Regions from separate parts of the Homo sapiens genome. Here region 1 is linked to region 2. A link is a loop called in an ENCODE intact Hi-C map of the cell type or tissue named here. Cell type or tissue: mammary epithelial cell. All regions are shown on one strand.

Region 1 (8,000 bases), 57 kb after region 2:
ATGGTAAAAGGATGCTGGATATTAGGCCTGAGCTGACATTTATTTCTCAAGTCATCCTAAGCCCCTGCACTAAATACTTCAAAGGCCTATGTTTGACAATGAAGTGAAAATAAATAAGGGTAAACGTCTTGAAGGTGGAAAGGCTGTGAACCTGCTATAGACTAGCATTCAAGTCAAAGACAGGGGAAAGCTCAGAGGTACTTCCTGAGCTGAACACAGGAAAGAAACTGCATCCGTGGGGGACTGTGTTCAGCAAAACAGACAAACAAACATCTTGGACTTTCTATGCATTTAAGGCAAAGGTCAGAAGCGGGTGGTCCAGGGTACATATGGGTTTGCTTGGCCCTCAAAGGATAAGCCTATACAGATAACCCCTTTGAGACAAGGGCCTGTGCTAGGCCCACTTTCCTCATTTAGGTGGCTGGCTGGGCCTTGTAAACAGTTGAGTCCCTCAATTTAAATGAATTCTTTTTTTTTTTTAATTTTTTTGAGACAGAGTCTTGCTCTGTTGCCCAGGCTGGAGTGTAGCAGTGTGATCATAGCTCACTGCAGCCTCAAACTCCTGGGCTCAAGCAATCCTCCCACCTCAGCCTCCCAAGTAGCTAAAACTACAGGTGCATATCACCACATCTGGCTAATTTAAGAATTTTCTTTTGTAAAGATGGGGTCTTGCAATATTGCCCAGGAAGGTCTCGAACTCCTGGTCTCATGTGATCCTCCCACCTTAGCCTCCCAAAGCACTGGGACAGGCCTAAGCCACTGCACCTAGCCAAAGGGAATTCTTTCAAGTAAACTAAGATATGCTGGGAGAGTCAATCCACTATTAACTGAACCCAGTTTCTTTCACAGTCACTTGAAAGAGAAACCCTAGAGGGCAAAGAAAAATCAAAAGTAAAACAGGGAGAAGGTCCCATGGTCAATTGGCCACAGAGGGCGCACCAAAGGCAGATAAACAAATACCACTTGCATTTAAGGTGACAAACAATAAAAGAATGATCTAGATCTCCATTGTGTACCTGTGCATAATCTGCTGCTGATATTTTAATTTCTGATAATCGTGGAGGTCGCTGATCCCTGGGCTCCAGTTTAGCGTAATATTTCTCAAACATCTCAGTCTCAGTTTTGAGAGCAGAGTTTACATAGCTGCAAGACAGGGTACCTGAGTAAGTTCTAGTAATAAGAGTTTAAACCTCAAATAACTAGTGTTTAATAACTAGTAGACCTGCAAAACCCGTTAGCCCCTTGGTGCCTTAGTTTCCTCACCTATAAAATGGGTATTAAGAATAGCACTTAACTTTTAGGGTTCCAATAAGGAAGACAAAGCCTCTGGCACAGTGCCTGACACATAGTAAGTGCTATATATTTGATATTTTTATTAATATGTTTAATGAGCCACAAAATTCAGAACACTAGTATTACATTGAAAATTCTCATAGGTTTCATCTTCAAGTATCATTGAACCCATGTGGGAGATTATTTCTGAATTACTATATATTATATATATACATATATATATTTTATTTGTTTAAGAGACAGGGTCTTACTCTGTTGCACTCACTGTAACCTGGAACTCCTGGGATCAAGCAATCCTCCTGCCTCAGCCTCCCAAGTAGCTAGGACTGCAGGTGCACAATGCCATGCCTGGCTAATTTATAATTTTTTTTGTAGAGGTGGTATCTTGCTATGTTGTCAAGGCTGGCCATGAACTCCTGGCCTAAAGTGATCCTCCCACCTTGGTTTCCCAAAGTGCTGAGATTATAGGCAATAATAGCCACTGTGCCCAACCTGAATTACTATATTCTTGAAGTTAAACACACCCACAATCTTCAGATGTTTCCTTTGGTTTGTTTTTCAGTTCTTTTATTTTCAGTACCCAATAGATGAAAAGTATCAACCAGAAGTTTATCATAAACTCTGGAAAACTTTGAACAGAGGAAGAGATAACATACCTAGTTTATCCTGTATATGCCAAGGTTATAACCTTTTTAACTTCTTAACTTCTCATACGTGTGTATGTGTGTGTGTGTTACACACACATATGTATGTATATGTATATGAGAGAGAGAACAGCTTTGATGTTTTCATGTGTTATTAATCTATTAGGTTGGTACAAAAGTAATTGCAGTTTTTGCTATTACTTTTAATAATTCCTGTTTGGCTGAATTTTAAGACTAGTGGGGCCAGGTGTGGTGGCTCACACCTGTAATCCCAGCACTTTGGGAAGCCGAGGCAGGTGGATCACCTGAGGTCAGGAGTTCGAGACCAGCCTGATCAACATTGTGAAACCCCATCTCTACTAAAAGTACAAGAATTAGCTGGGTGTGGTGGCAGGTGCCTGTAATCCCAGCTATTCAGGGGTCTGAGGCAGGAGAATCACTTGAACCTGGGAAGCAGAGGTTGCAGTGAGCCGAGATCATGCCATTGTACTTCAGCCTGGGCGACAGAGCGAGTGAGATTCCGTATCAAAAACAAAACAAAACAAAACAAACTAGTGGAAAAAGCTGAATGGAAAACACAATCTATCAAAGTAGCTTGCTTTTTCAGCATAGAGCATGCTCCAGGTGTATGTAGTCTGTGGAGTCACACCTGAGTTTGAATCCCAGCACTACCACTGACTGTGTGAACTTAGGGAAGTGACTTCACCTCTGCGTCTTTGTTTCCTTACCCACTTCCTAGGGTTGCAGTGTCATCATATAAGATCATATATGTAAATGCATGGTACATAGAAACACTCAAAAATGAGAGCTGTTAGTAATAATACCTCAGTTCTGACCTAAAGTATTTGTAGATGTATAGAAGTAACATCTATTCAGCTGCTAGAGCTAGGATATTCTGTGCAAGACCAGTAAGTTGTACAACTAATCTTAACTACATCATGGAATCTTTATATCCAATTTACTTGCTATAGTAGAATATATAAAGCAGACTGCAAAATAAAATAAAACAAAATAAACGCAGACTATCGGGCCATTCTTTACTGTCCATCTCCATGCTTATATCCAGGTTCAGGCACACATTGCCTCATACTAAAACCATCTCAATAGCTTGCTTTCTATTCTGCTGCCGTGTTAGTTTTATCATATAATTTTTTTTTTTTTTTTTTTTGAGACTTAGTCCCTCTCTGTTGCCCAGGCTGGGGTGCAGTGGCACAATCTCGGCTCACTGCAACCTCCGCCTCCCAAGTTCAAGTGATTCTCCTGCCTCAGCCTCCAGAGTAGATGGGATTACAGGCACGCGCCACCACGCCTGGCTAATTTTTGTATCTTTAGTAGATACGGGGTTTCACCATGTTGGCCAGGCTGGTCTCGAACTCCTGACCTCAAGCGATCCGTCCGCCTCGGCCTCCTAAAGTGCTGAGATTACAGGCGTGAGCCACCGCGCCCAGCCTTATCATAGAATCTTAGCATCAGAAAAGGGCTTAGAAGTCACCTGGTCCAAATTGCTGCTGTAGAATTGTGGATCGGCTAAGCACACCGTCTGGCATGAGAGAGACTCCTCCGGCTGAAACCCTCACTTCCCCAATTACCCTCTGGGCTTCTCACCACCGGCCCCATCCCCTCGCCCTACCACCCCGTTCTAGCTCCACCAACAGCTTGTTGGCTCAGTGGTGGTGGAGTAAGGAGTAAAGAGGAAAAGTCTCCCCAGTGCTCAGTGAGGGCTTGGATCTTCTCCATGCTGGTCCCCAAGTCCGAGGCCGCCCGGAGAGGAGGGCCTAGGAGGAAGAGGGGCGGCCCCCAGGCGCGGGCGGCGGTACCTGAGCTCCTCCACCAGCCCGCACAGCTGGATAACAGGCAGCTCCAGCTCCGACCCTTCATGGGAGTCGGAGAGGACGCTCTCGGACTCATCATCAGTCATCACTCTGCCGAAGCGGCCCCTGCCAATGCCGTGTGCCCAGGAGCTCCGGGTGCCGGCGGCCACGCGTCACTCCGGCTGCGACGCGGTGGCGCGTTGCCCGGGCGACCGGACGCGAGGAAAGGGGTGGGGCTTCCGGTGGCCCCTCCCCGCGCTGCCCCGCCTGTCTCCGTGCGGACCCAGCCAGGTTGCTGGCTTTGAGCGCACACCTAAGCGCGTTCAGTTTCACTTCTTTAACAATAACTCTTAAATTGATAGTAATAATAGCAGCTGCTGTTTCTCAGCCCTTACTGTGTCCTTGGCAGCGTGTTAAGCATAGTTTATGAAAACCTTCGCCACAACCTTGTAATGGTATCTATCAATCTCTCCATTCTCCCAATAAGGAAACTGGGGCCTAGAAAATTAACACGATTTATCATAGTGTCCTTCTTCCCCTGTCCCACTGGGAGGCCCCTGCTCTGTTCACCACCTGGTGCTTCCTACATGCTAACAGCAGCTCCTCTCAGATATTAACATCCTGCATTTCTGGAAGGAAAAAAACGTGGCTGATAAAAATGGGTATACATTCAAGAGACATCCCTAAATAGTTACTGAATATCTACTGTGTCCTTAGTATCCTAGGGGGAATGTCTGGAAAAGACCATTCTGATCTTCAAGGAGCTTCCAATTAAATGAGTGAAACAGCCTCTAAACAAGCCGCTGGAACCTGGGGTGATGACAGCAACATCATGCGTCACACTGTGCATCGTAGTCATCTCCTTAAATCCTCAAAACAATCTGGTACAGTTGGTATTATTGCCGTCATCTTACAGATCAGAAAACCAAGGAATGGAGTAGCTTAGGTTCCATTCCACTCAAGAATGGAATCAAGCTCCGGTGGAACCCAAAGTCCATGCTGTTAACTTCTACGCTGATGTGGGACATGGTAAGGATCAGGGAGGCAACACAGGAGCTCTCTCTCTGCTCCCCATGGGGATGAAAGAGGACAGAGGGCAGGACGGGGAGACTTCTCCTAGGGAGGGTGAACTCTGGATGTGCTTAGAAAGCAAGCTGTGATGAAGTGCTTGGGGAGCGGGTCAGCCCCCTTCCCCTGCAAGGGGCATGCATTAGCATTGACAGGCACTCCCTGGATCTGAGGGAGGGTTTTTGTTTTGCTGCTCAGGGTGCACAAGGTTGGGGCCAGAATAGAATCACTGGAGATGACAGCAGAGAGCTGGAGCCCTACCACCTTCTCTCTGGTGGTAGGCCTCTTTAGGTTCTAGGGACAATGCAGACCACATTTAGCAATACTTAATATGTCCATATACAAGGTGACACAAATGGATGCTATCCCCAGGTGACATAAATAGATGCCAGCTCCAAGTGAACCCAGAGCAAGAATGGGCTCTGTAGCAATTCGAGGCTATGATGCAAACAGCCCTGCCAACTGGGCTGTGTGATACAACAGACTCTATGGCATTGGGGGTGTCAGTGGTGAAAAAAGATGCAGCAGGAATCTTAAAGCAAGACCCAGCAGGAGAATCACAATAAAGGACCCAGGATTCTGAAACAAGACCATACAATCCACAGCAGAGAATTACGTGTCTTTTGAGAAATAACTCCTGGCCTGTTACTATACCCTGGTAGAGACAGAACGCTGGATATATGGGGTACCAAGTGACCATGCATCCAGTCCTGCCCTCTACCAGCTGAGTTATTAAGCAGGACAGGCCCAGCCTCAGTCCATTGCAAATGGAAATGGTTAATCCAGCATTGGGCTCCAGCAGGACCAGAAAGCATGAGTAAGCTGCATGAGCAGGTAGCCCAGACCAACATGGCACCCACCACATTTGCACCAGGATCCCTCCCCCAGCTCAAATTTATCACTATATTTGCAGGGGCTTGGGGAGTTCATGACCACCTGGAAGAGAAGGCAAAGGCTTGAGCTCAGTTTACAGATGGGCTGGCTTGGAAGCCAAAAATGGACAGTGGCTGCATTACAACCACTTCACGAAAGGTAGTGAAAGACAGTAGAGAGGGAAAGCTTCCCAACTGGCAGAGTTGTGAGTGGTGGTGTGGCTGGTCATCTATTTTGTGTGGAGAGAGAAATGGCCCCAGGGGACACATCTAATTGGAAACTCTGTTCTTTTTTTTTTTTGGAAGGGAGAGTTTATTTTTACTTTTTTGAGACAGGATCACACTCTGCTGCCCAGGCTGGAGTGCGGTGCAGTGGCACGATCATAGATCAATGCAGCCTTGAATTCCTGGGCTCAATCAATCTTCCTACCTCACCTTCCAGAGTTGCTGGGACTACAGATGCATGCCACCATGCCTGGCTAATTTTTTTTTTTCTTTCTCTCTCTGTTTTTTGTTTTGTTTTGTTTTTTGTTTTTTGTTTTTCTGTAGAAATGGGGGTCTCGCTATGTTGCCCATGTTAGTCTGGAACTCTACCCTTCAGCGCTCCTCCTGCCTTAGCCTCTCAAAGTGTTGGGATCACAGGCATTAGCCACTGTACCTGGCCTAATTGGCATCATGGACTCAAAGACTCCCGATCAGGCTGGCTGGAACTTTGTTAGCGCCGTGCTTTGATCTGGGATGCCTGCTCCCTGGCCCTCACTCCGTCCTCTCCCAGATGTCATCACAGTGGGAGGCTGTCCTTGTCTACTCCAGCTTCCTCTCCTTTGTCCATCACAGACGATTTCCCCAAGAAAGAGATCTCTTCATGTCTAATTTTATCTTGGTTTGGAGGACTCAAACCAACACAAAGAATAAATTTCAATCTTAAAGATATTATTCTAATTTGGTAACATATTACATGTATGAACTAAAGTTTGCATTTGCCAAACAAAAATATTGTTTGGATCACCTTGCTGGTCAAGCTGCTTTACATGTTTTAAAAATTGTGGTTAAAAAATACATAACATGGCCGGGCGCAGTGGCTCACACCTCTAAATCCTAGCACGTTGGGAGGCTGAGGCAGGTGAAAAGAAAAAGAAAAAAATAATAACATAAAATTTACCATCTTTTTTTTTTAGATGGATTCTCACTCTTGTCGCCCAGGCTGGAGGGCAATGGTGTGATCTCAGCTCACTGCAACCTCCACCTCCTGGGTTCAAGCGATTCTCCTGCCCGAGCCTCCCGAGTAGTTGGGATTACAGGCACCTGCCACCATGCCTGAGTAATTTTTTGTATTTTTAGTAGAGACGGGGTTTCACCATGTTGGTCAGGCTGTTCTCAAACTCTTGACCTCGTGATCCACCCGCCTTGGCCTCCCAAAGTGCTGGGATTAGAGGTGTGAGCCACCGCACCCGGCCTGTAAAATTTACCATCTTAACCACTTCTTTTTTTTTTTTTTGAGATGGAGTCTCGCTCTGTCGCCCCGACTGGAGTGCAGTGGCGCGATCTCGGCTCACTGCAAGCTCCCCTTTCCGGGTTCATGCCATTCTCCTTCCTCAGCCTCCCGAGTAGCTGGGACTACAGGCACTCGCCACCACGCCCAGCTAATTTTTTGTATTTTTAGTAGAGATGGGGTTTCACCGTGTTAGCCAGGATGGTCCTGATCTCCTGACCTCGTGATCCACCCGCCTCGGCCTCCCAAAGTGCTGTGATTACAGGCGTGAGCCACAGCGCCCAGCCCATCTTAACCACTTCTAAGTGTACAATACAGTAGTGTTAAGTATGATCACATGGTTGTGCAACCAATCCCCAGAACTTTTTTATCTTGCAAAATGGAAACTCTATATTCATTATAAAACTCTATACCTGCTTCCCCCTCCCTCCAGTCCCTGGCAACCACAGTTCTACTTTCTGTCTCTATGAATTTGACTACTCTAGGTACCTTACATTAGCAGGGTCATATACTATCGTCTTTTTGTGACTGGCTTATTTCACTTAGCATGTCTTTAAGGTTCATTTGTATGGCAGCATGTGTCAGAATTTCCCTTCTTTTTAAGGCTTAATAATATTCTGTTGTATAGATACACCACTTTTGTTTATCCATTCATCCATTGATGGACATCACTGCCTTAATTTTTTATTTATCTATTTATTTATTTATTTATTTATTTATTTATTTTGTGAGATGGAGTCTCACTCTGTTGCCCAGGCTGGAATATAATGGTGCCATCTAGGCTCACTGCAACCTCTGCCTCCCTGGTTCAAGCGATTCT
Region 2 (8,000 bases):
TGACTTTAAGATTTTAAACTACTGAAGAAAATGTTTGCAATTATATTTACCAAATTAATCTTACCAAATATTACTAAAGTCATGTGAACTAAAAGGCATCTGAGCTAGCTGTTATTAGTCTGATAAACACTTATTTTAAGCCAACTGATTAGAGCTCTTTTTATAGTTTGGTAGTGAAATCTTACTTCCACATGACACATACAAGCATATAGACATAGCAGACATACAAAGGCAGATCCCATAAGATTTTTCATTTGCCTGTTTCCAAAATTATCTCCCTTACATTAGACTATTTAAAAAAAAAAATTATAGGAGCCAACAAAAGTTGAAAGAGAGAGTTCCCATCCCAGGCCTTCTCAAAAGAGAGAAAGAGCTGAGGCAGTGGAGTACGGCAGAAATTGAACTTATGAGATATCAATCTGAAGAATTTTCAAAAAGAAAAAGGTTATGGAATTTAAAAATTTAAAACTTCTTGCATTAAGAATAAGTCAATATTTTAAATAAAATCTTATTCTAACCAATCCTTTAGTTTTGTATTGGTGTATTTTTGATATCAAAGTCCAATTTCTAGAAAGACATATTTCCCAATTTTTTTTTTTTTGTGATGGAGTCTTGCTCTGTCACTCAGGCTGGAGCACAATGGCATGATCTCAGCTCACTGCAACCTCCGCCTCCAGGGTTCAAGTGATTCTCCTGCCTCAGCCTCCTGAGTAGTTGGGATTACAGGCGCCTGCCACCACGCCCAGCTAATTTTTGTATATTTAGTAGAGACGGAGTTTCACCAGGTTTTGCCAGGTTGGTCTCGAACTCCTGACCTCAGGTGATCCACCCACCTCAGCCTCCCAAAGTGCTGGGATTACAGGCATGAGCCACTACACCTGGCCATATATTTCCCTTTTAATTATAGCCAACTTAATCATAACATTTTAAAAATAAATTCCTTTTTGGCTAGGCATGTTGGCTCATGCCTGTAATCCCAACACTTTGGGAGGCCAAGGCAGGTGGATCACGAGGTCAGGAGATCCAGACCATCCTGGCTAACACGGTGAAACCCCGTCTTTACTAAAAAAAATACAAAAAAATTAGCTGGGCATGGTGGCAGGCGCCTGTAGTCCCAGCTACTCGGGAGGCTGAAGCAGGAGAATGGCATGAACCCAGGAGGCAGAGCTTACAGTAAACCAAGATCGCACCACTGCACTCCAGCCCAGGCAACAGAGTGAGACTCCATCTCAAAAAAAAAAAAAAAAAAAAAATTCCTTTTTTACTAACCTTATTACAACTTACACAATCATTCATAACATGCTTGGGCTTTCTGGTTTGTCCTAAACATCCCTCTTTCTTTTTCTTTTTTTTTTTTTTTTTTTGAGATGGAGTCTGGCTCTGTCACCCAGGCTGGAATGCAGTGACGCGATCTTGGCTCATTGCAACCTCCGCCTCCCGGGTTCAAGTGATTCTCATGTCTCATTCAAGTGATTCTCACACCTCAGCCTCCTGAGTAGCTGGGATTACAGGTGCCCACCACCAAGCCTGGCTAATTTTTGTATTTTTAGTAGACATGGGGTTTTGCCATGTTGGCCAGGCTGGTCTTGAACTTCTGACCTCAGTTGATCTGCCTGCCTCGGCCCTCCAAAGTGCTAGGATTACAGGCATGAGCCACTGTGCTTGGCCAACATCCCTCTTTTTTAAACAACCAGTCATTTTATTTTAAGACAAAAATTTGCAATATACAATTCTCTGTCATACAAAGTTATTTTTCTTTTAACCTTTCTTACCAAAAGTACCTATAAAGAAAGTAAACTATAAAGAAAGTTATAGATATAAAAAGATATAGATATAAAGTTATTTTTCTGGTTCTTTTCACCTTGTTTTATATATAACCTTTAAATGACCTTTGAATTAGACAGAAATTATTTACCTTTTAACAAGAGTATACTTTTTTTAGAAAAAGGTTTTCCTATAATCTTTTAAATTTGAAATTACTCAGAAATTTAATGAATATTTTTTAATATAACCTTAGATTCTATATTATATGACATTTGTTTACAAGCATTTATTCTATTACATTTACCTGATTACTTATTTTGTTTTTAATAGTTTACCTAGATTATTATGAAAACTGTGATAGTCATCATTTAAAGTTATTTTTCTCTTAACAACCTTTATGGCCTGTGAATTTCACTGTTTATCTAAGTAAAAAACTTAAGGTTAAATATATGGGCATTTTACCAATAACATAGGATTTAGTTGTTTTCATTGAACCAGTGATATTAGATGTCTTATTTATCAAAAATTACACAAGCAGGGCAGGTGCAGTGGCTCACACCTGTAATCCCAGCACTTTGGGAGCCTGAGGTGGGTGGGTCACCTGAGGTCAGGAGTTTGAGACCAGCCTGGCCAACATTGCAAAACCCTGTCTCTACTAAAAACACAACAATTATCCAGGTGTGGTGGCACGTGCCTGTAGTCCCAGCTACTCGGTAGGCCGAGGCAGGAGACGCTTGAACCTGGGAGGCTAAGGTTGCAGTGAGCCAAGATTGCACCACTGCCCTCTAGCCTGGGCAGCAGAGGGAGACTCTCTCTCAAAAAAAAAAAAAAAAAAATTACACAAGCAAAGAATCATTCTGTCATGGGCTGGTTTCATACTTTTCTAGCCCTTATGTCAAATTTTGACACAGTGTAGTGTTTAGCAGAGATAAGTATGAAACTGCTTAATAAATGCAAACAAAAAATGCTGACAATTCTTAAGACATTCCTAATATTACTTTACCAATAATTTCAAAGCTTCAAGGTCATAGGCAGATTCAAAGATTTTCTGATTGGCAATTGGTTGAAAGAGTTATTATCTAAAGACCTGGAATCAATAGGAAGGAATGTCTGGGTTATAATAGGGGTTGTAGAGACCAAGGTTTTATGCAGATGAAGCCTCCAGATAGCAGGCTTCAGAAAGAATAGATTGTAAATGTTTCTTATCAGACTTAAAGAGTCTGTTCTATCAGTCTTAAGGTCTGTGTTGATATCAGTACTGGTCAGCTGGGTCTGAATTCCAAGACAGAAAGGTATAATGAGGCCTGTCTGACTCCCTCTTCCCATCATGGCCTGAGCTAGTTTTTCAGGTTAACTTTGGAATGCCCTGTCCATTCAGATGGTTAGCAAGCTTAGAATTTTATTTTTGGTTTACATCCTTTACACTTGCATATGGATAATGGTACAACAATGTTTACTACAGGATTATTTGTTAATATTTTAGAAATTGGCAACAATGCAAATGTCCATGGGCAGGGGAATGAATCAATAAATTGAGGTGTGTTTATGGGATAGAATACTTGACAGCAATGAAAATGAATGGACTAAATCTTGAAATAATGATGAAAGAGCAAGCAGTAGGCCGGGCATGGTGGCTCACAACTGTAATCCCAGCACTTTGGGAGGCCGGGGCAGGCGAATCACTTGAAGTCAGGAGTTTGAGACCAGCCTGGCCAACATGGTGAAACCCCATCTCAACTAAAAATACAAAAAATTAGCCAGGCGTGGTGGCAGGCACCTGTAATCCCAGCTACTTGGGAGGCTGAGGCAGGAAAATTGCTTGAACCTGGGAGGCAGAGGTTGCAGTGAGCCGATTTGCCACTGCACTGCAGCCTGGGTGACAGAATGAGACTTCATCTCAAAAAAGAAAAAAGAAAAAAAAAAGAGCAAGCAGCAGAATGATATGTATGGTGTGAGCCCATTTAAAAAACACACACAATGCAGCATGTTGTTTATGGATACATGTAATTTGTAGTAAAAGTGTAAAAACAGCAGTGTTGTTGTTGTAGTGATGACCTTGGGGAGGGAGAAGGGAAAAAGGCTGCCTGTCTCGGCCATGCTAGAGACTTCACCTTCACCAATAATGTCAATTTCTTTCTTTTTTTTTGAAACGTTAGAGGAATTTATTATATTATATTATTTATTAGAATCTCCTTTTTTGTCCTTTTATTTTTTCTCAGCTTTATTGAGGTATAATTGACAAATGAAAAGTGTGTATATTTGGCCAGGCATGGTAGCTCACGCTTATAATCTCAGCATTTTGGGAGGCCAAGGCACGTGGCTCACCTGAGGTCAGGAGTTTGAGACCAGCCTGGCCAACATGGAGAAACCTCGTCCCTACTAAAAATACAAAAATTAGCTGGGCATGGTGGTGCACTCCTGTAATCTCAGCTACTGGGGAGGCTGAGGCAGGAGAATCACTTGAACCAGGTAGGTGGAAGTTGCAGTGAGCCAGGAGATGGCGCCACTGTACTCCAGCCTGTTGACAGAGCAAGACTCAATCTCAAAAAAAAAAAAAAATTGTGTATATTTACAGTGCACAATGTGATCTTAAATATATGTATATGTTGTGAAATGATTATACCACAATTAAGTAAATTAACATATCCATGACCTCACATAGTTATCTTTGTGTGTGGTGAGAACATTCAATATCTCCTCTCAGTAATTTTCAATAACATAATACGTTATTATTAACTATAGCAACCATATTGTACAATAGATCTCCAGGTATTCATCCTACCTAACTCAAATTTTTGTACTCTTTGAGCAACATCTCCCCAGGTCCCCACCCCCAGCCCCTGGCAACCACCATTGTGTTCTCTGCTCCTGAGTTCGATTTTTTTAGATTCCACATATCAACAAGATCACTCAGCATTTGTCACTCTGTGTCTGGCTTATTTCATTTAGCATAATATCCTACAGATTCGTTCATGCAGTTGAAAATGAATTTTCTAAACCCATAGCCAACATTATACTTAATGGGAAAAATTGAGAGCATTACCTCTGAGAACTGGAACAAGACAAGGATGCACACTTTCACCACTTCTATTCAACACAGTACTGGAAGTTCTAGGCAGAGCAATCAGACAAGAGATGCTCTTTATTTCTTTAAAGGAGATATTTATTTCTTTATTTCTCTCCACTTTAAATCAGTAAAGTGGAAGTCAAACTGTCACTGTTTGCTGATCATATGATTATATACCTAGAAAACCCTAAAGACTCATTTAAAAAGCTCCTGGAACTAATAAATGAATTCAGTAAAGTTTCAGGTACAAAATTAATGTACACAAATTAGTAGCACTGCTTTACACCAACAATGACCAAGCCGAGAATCAAATTAAGGACTCAACCCCTTTTACAATAGCTATAATAGCTACAAAAAACTAAAATACTTAGGAATATACCTAACCAAGGAGGCAAAAGACCTCTACAAGGAAAACTACAAAACGCTGCTGAAAGAAATAATAGATGACACAAACAAATGGAAACATATCCCATACTCATGGATGGGTAGAATCAATACTGTGAAAATGACCAAACTGCCAAAAGCAATCTACAAATTTAATGCAATGCCCATGAGAATGCCACCATCATTCTTCGCAGAACAGAAAAAAACAATCCTAAAATTCATATGGAACCAAAAAAGAGCCCACATAGCCAAAGCAAGACTAAGCAAAAAGAACAAACCTGGAGGCATCACATTACCCAGCTTCAAACTATACTATCAGGCTATAGTCACCAAAACAGCATGGTACTGGTATAAAAATAGGCACACAGACCAATGGAACAGAATAAAGAACCCAGAAACAAAGCCAAATACTTACAGCCAACTGATCTTCAACAAAGCAAATGAAAACATAAAGTAGAGAAAGGACATCCTATTCAACAAATGGTGCTGGGATAATTGGCAAGCCACATGTAGAAGAATGAAACTGCATCCTCATCTTTCACCTTATACAAAAGTCAACTCAATATGGATCAAAGACTTAAATATAAGACCTGAAACCATAAAAATCCTAGAAGATAACATCAGAAAAACCCTTCTAGACATTGTATTAGGCAAAGACTTATTGATCAAGAATCCAAAGCAAATGCAACAAAAACAAAGTTAAATAGATGGGACTTAATTAAACTAAAAAGCTTCTGCACAACAAAATAATAATAATGATGATAATAATAATAATTAGCAGAGTAAACAGACAACCCACAGAGTGAGAGAAAATCTTTGCAAGCTATGCATCTGACAAAGGACTAATATCCAGAATCTACAAGGAACTCAAAGAAATCATCAAGAAAAAAACAAACAATCCCATCAAAAAGTAGGCTAAGAACATGAACAGACAATTCTCAAAAGAAGATATACAAACGACCAACAAACATATGAAAAAAAGCTCAACATCACTAATTATCGGGGAAATGCAAATCAAAACCCACAATGCAATACCACCTTACTCCTGCAAGAATAGCTGTAATAAAAAAATCAAAAATTAATAGATGTTGGTGCAAATGTGGTAAAAAGGGAACACTTTTACACCATTAGTTGGAATGTAAACTTTCCACTATGGAAAGCAGAGCGAAGATTCCTTAAAGAACTAAAAGTAGATCTACCATTTGATCCAGCAATGCCACTACTGAGTATCTACCCAGAGGAAAAGAAGTCATTATACAAAAGAGATACTTGCATATGCATGTTTATAGCAGCACAATTTAAAATTGCAAAAATATGGAACCAACCCAAAGTGGATAAAGAAAATGTTATATCTATCTATCTATATATAGATATAGATAATATATAAAATGTTATATATATACATACATACATATATATGTGTGTGTGTGCATATATATATATATATATATATATATATATATATATATATATATGAGTGGATAAAAAGGAAGGAAATAATGAGCATTCGCAGCAACCTGGATGGAATTGGAGACCATTATTCTAAGTGAAGTAACTCAGGAATGGAAAACCAAGCATCGTATGTTCTCACTTATAACTGGGAGCTGATCTATGTGGATGCAAAGGCATAAGAATGATACAGTGGACTTTGGGGACTCAGGGAAAAGGGGCAGTGAGGGATAAAAGACTACACATTGGGTACAGTGCATACTGTTCAGGTGATGGGTGCACCAAAATCTCAGAAATCACCACTAAAGAACATATCCATGTTTAAAAAAAAGAAAGAAAATGAATTTTCTTCTTTCTTAAGGCTGAATAGCATTCTATTGTGTGTATATGTACTACGGGTTTTTTTAAATCCATTTATCCATTGATGAACACTTAGGTTGCTTTCATATCTTGGCTATTGTGAATAATGCTGCAATGAACACAGGAGTGCAGATATCTCATTGACACAGTGATTTCATTTGTATACACACCCAGAAGTGGGATTACTAGATCATAGGGTAGTTCTATTTTTAATATTTTGAGGAACTTCCATATTCCTTCCCATAATGGGTTTTATATTCCCACCAATAGTGTACAAGATTTCCTTTTTTTCCACATCCTTGCCAACACTTGTTAGTTTTTGTCTTTTTGATAATAACAGGTGTGAGATGATTTATAGTTTTGATTTGCATTTCTCTGATGATTAGTGATGTTGAACATTTTTTCCATATACCTGTGGGCCATTTGTGTGTCTTCTTTTGAGAAATACCTATTTCAGGTTCTTTGTCAATTTTTTAATTGGGTGATTTATTTTCTTGTTATTGAGTTGTTTGAGTTTCTTATGTATTTTGGATATTAACCTCTTATCAGAATGTATGGTTTGAAAATATTTTTTCCCATTTCATAGTTGTCTCTTTACTCTGTTGGTATTTTATCTTTTTTTTTTTTTTTTTTTTGAGATGGAGTCTTCGCTCTTGTTGCTCAGGCTGGAGTGCAATGGTGCGATCTCGGCTCACCGCAACCTCTGCCTCCCAGGTTCAAGCTATTCGCCTGCCTCAGCCTCCCGAGTAGCTGGGATTACAGGCATGCGCCACCACGCCCGGCTAATTTTGTATTTTTAGTAGAGACAGGGTTTCTCCATGTTGGTCAGGCTGGTCTCAAACTCCCAACCTCAGGTGATCCGCCCACCTCGGCCTACCAAAGTGCTGGGATTACAGGTGTGAGCCACCGTGCCTGGCCCTGTTTTGTTTTCTTTCTTGTGAAAAACAAACAAACAAACAAATAAACAAAAACACTT

The links. Hi-C counts contacts between places; a loop is a spot of excess contacts. Peaks named below come from ENCODE experiments on the same cell type or tissue, not always from the same donor. Only the 100,000 strongest peaks of a DNase experiment are listed, where the experiment ranks them.
Region 1: it touches region 2 in a loop (12-fold over the local background); 3 of 110 quality-filtered maps call a loop at or near these places.

The regions. Positions count from the first base shown.
Region 1 is chr16:58,245,870-58,253,869 of GRCh38, reverse strand. CFAP263 (cilia and flagella associated protein 263) reads right to left here and starts at 3,934. Exons shown (of 9, transcript NM_014157.4): 1 at 3,755-3,934; 2 at 1,017-1,143. The coding sequence starts at 3,855. LOC105371293 (a long non-coding RNA gene) reads left to right here and starts at 4,011. Exons shown (of 4, transcript XR_933630.2): 1 at 4,011-4,203; 2 at 4,466-4,777. RefSeq lists a silencer at 3,624-4,103 and an enhancer at 7,700-7,759. In mammary epithelial cell, no CTCF peak of the experiment used is centred here; a DNase peak (open chromatin) is centred at 3,909; H3K4me3 peaks cover 1,293 bases; H3K27ac peaks cover 620 bases.
Region 2 is chr16:58,302,774-58,310,773 of GRCh38, reverse strand. No RefSeq gene overlaps it. Among named protein-coding and RNA genes, the nearest start is that of PRSS54, 12 kb to the right of the region's middle. In mammary epithelial cell, a CTCF peak has its summit at 4,259 (motif pointing right); no DNase peak of the experiment used is centred here.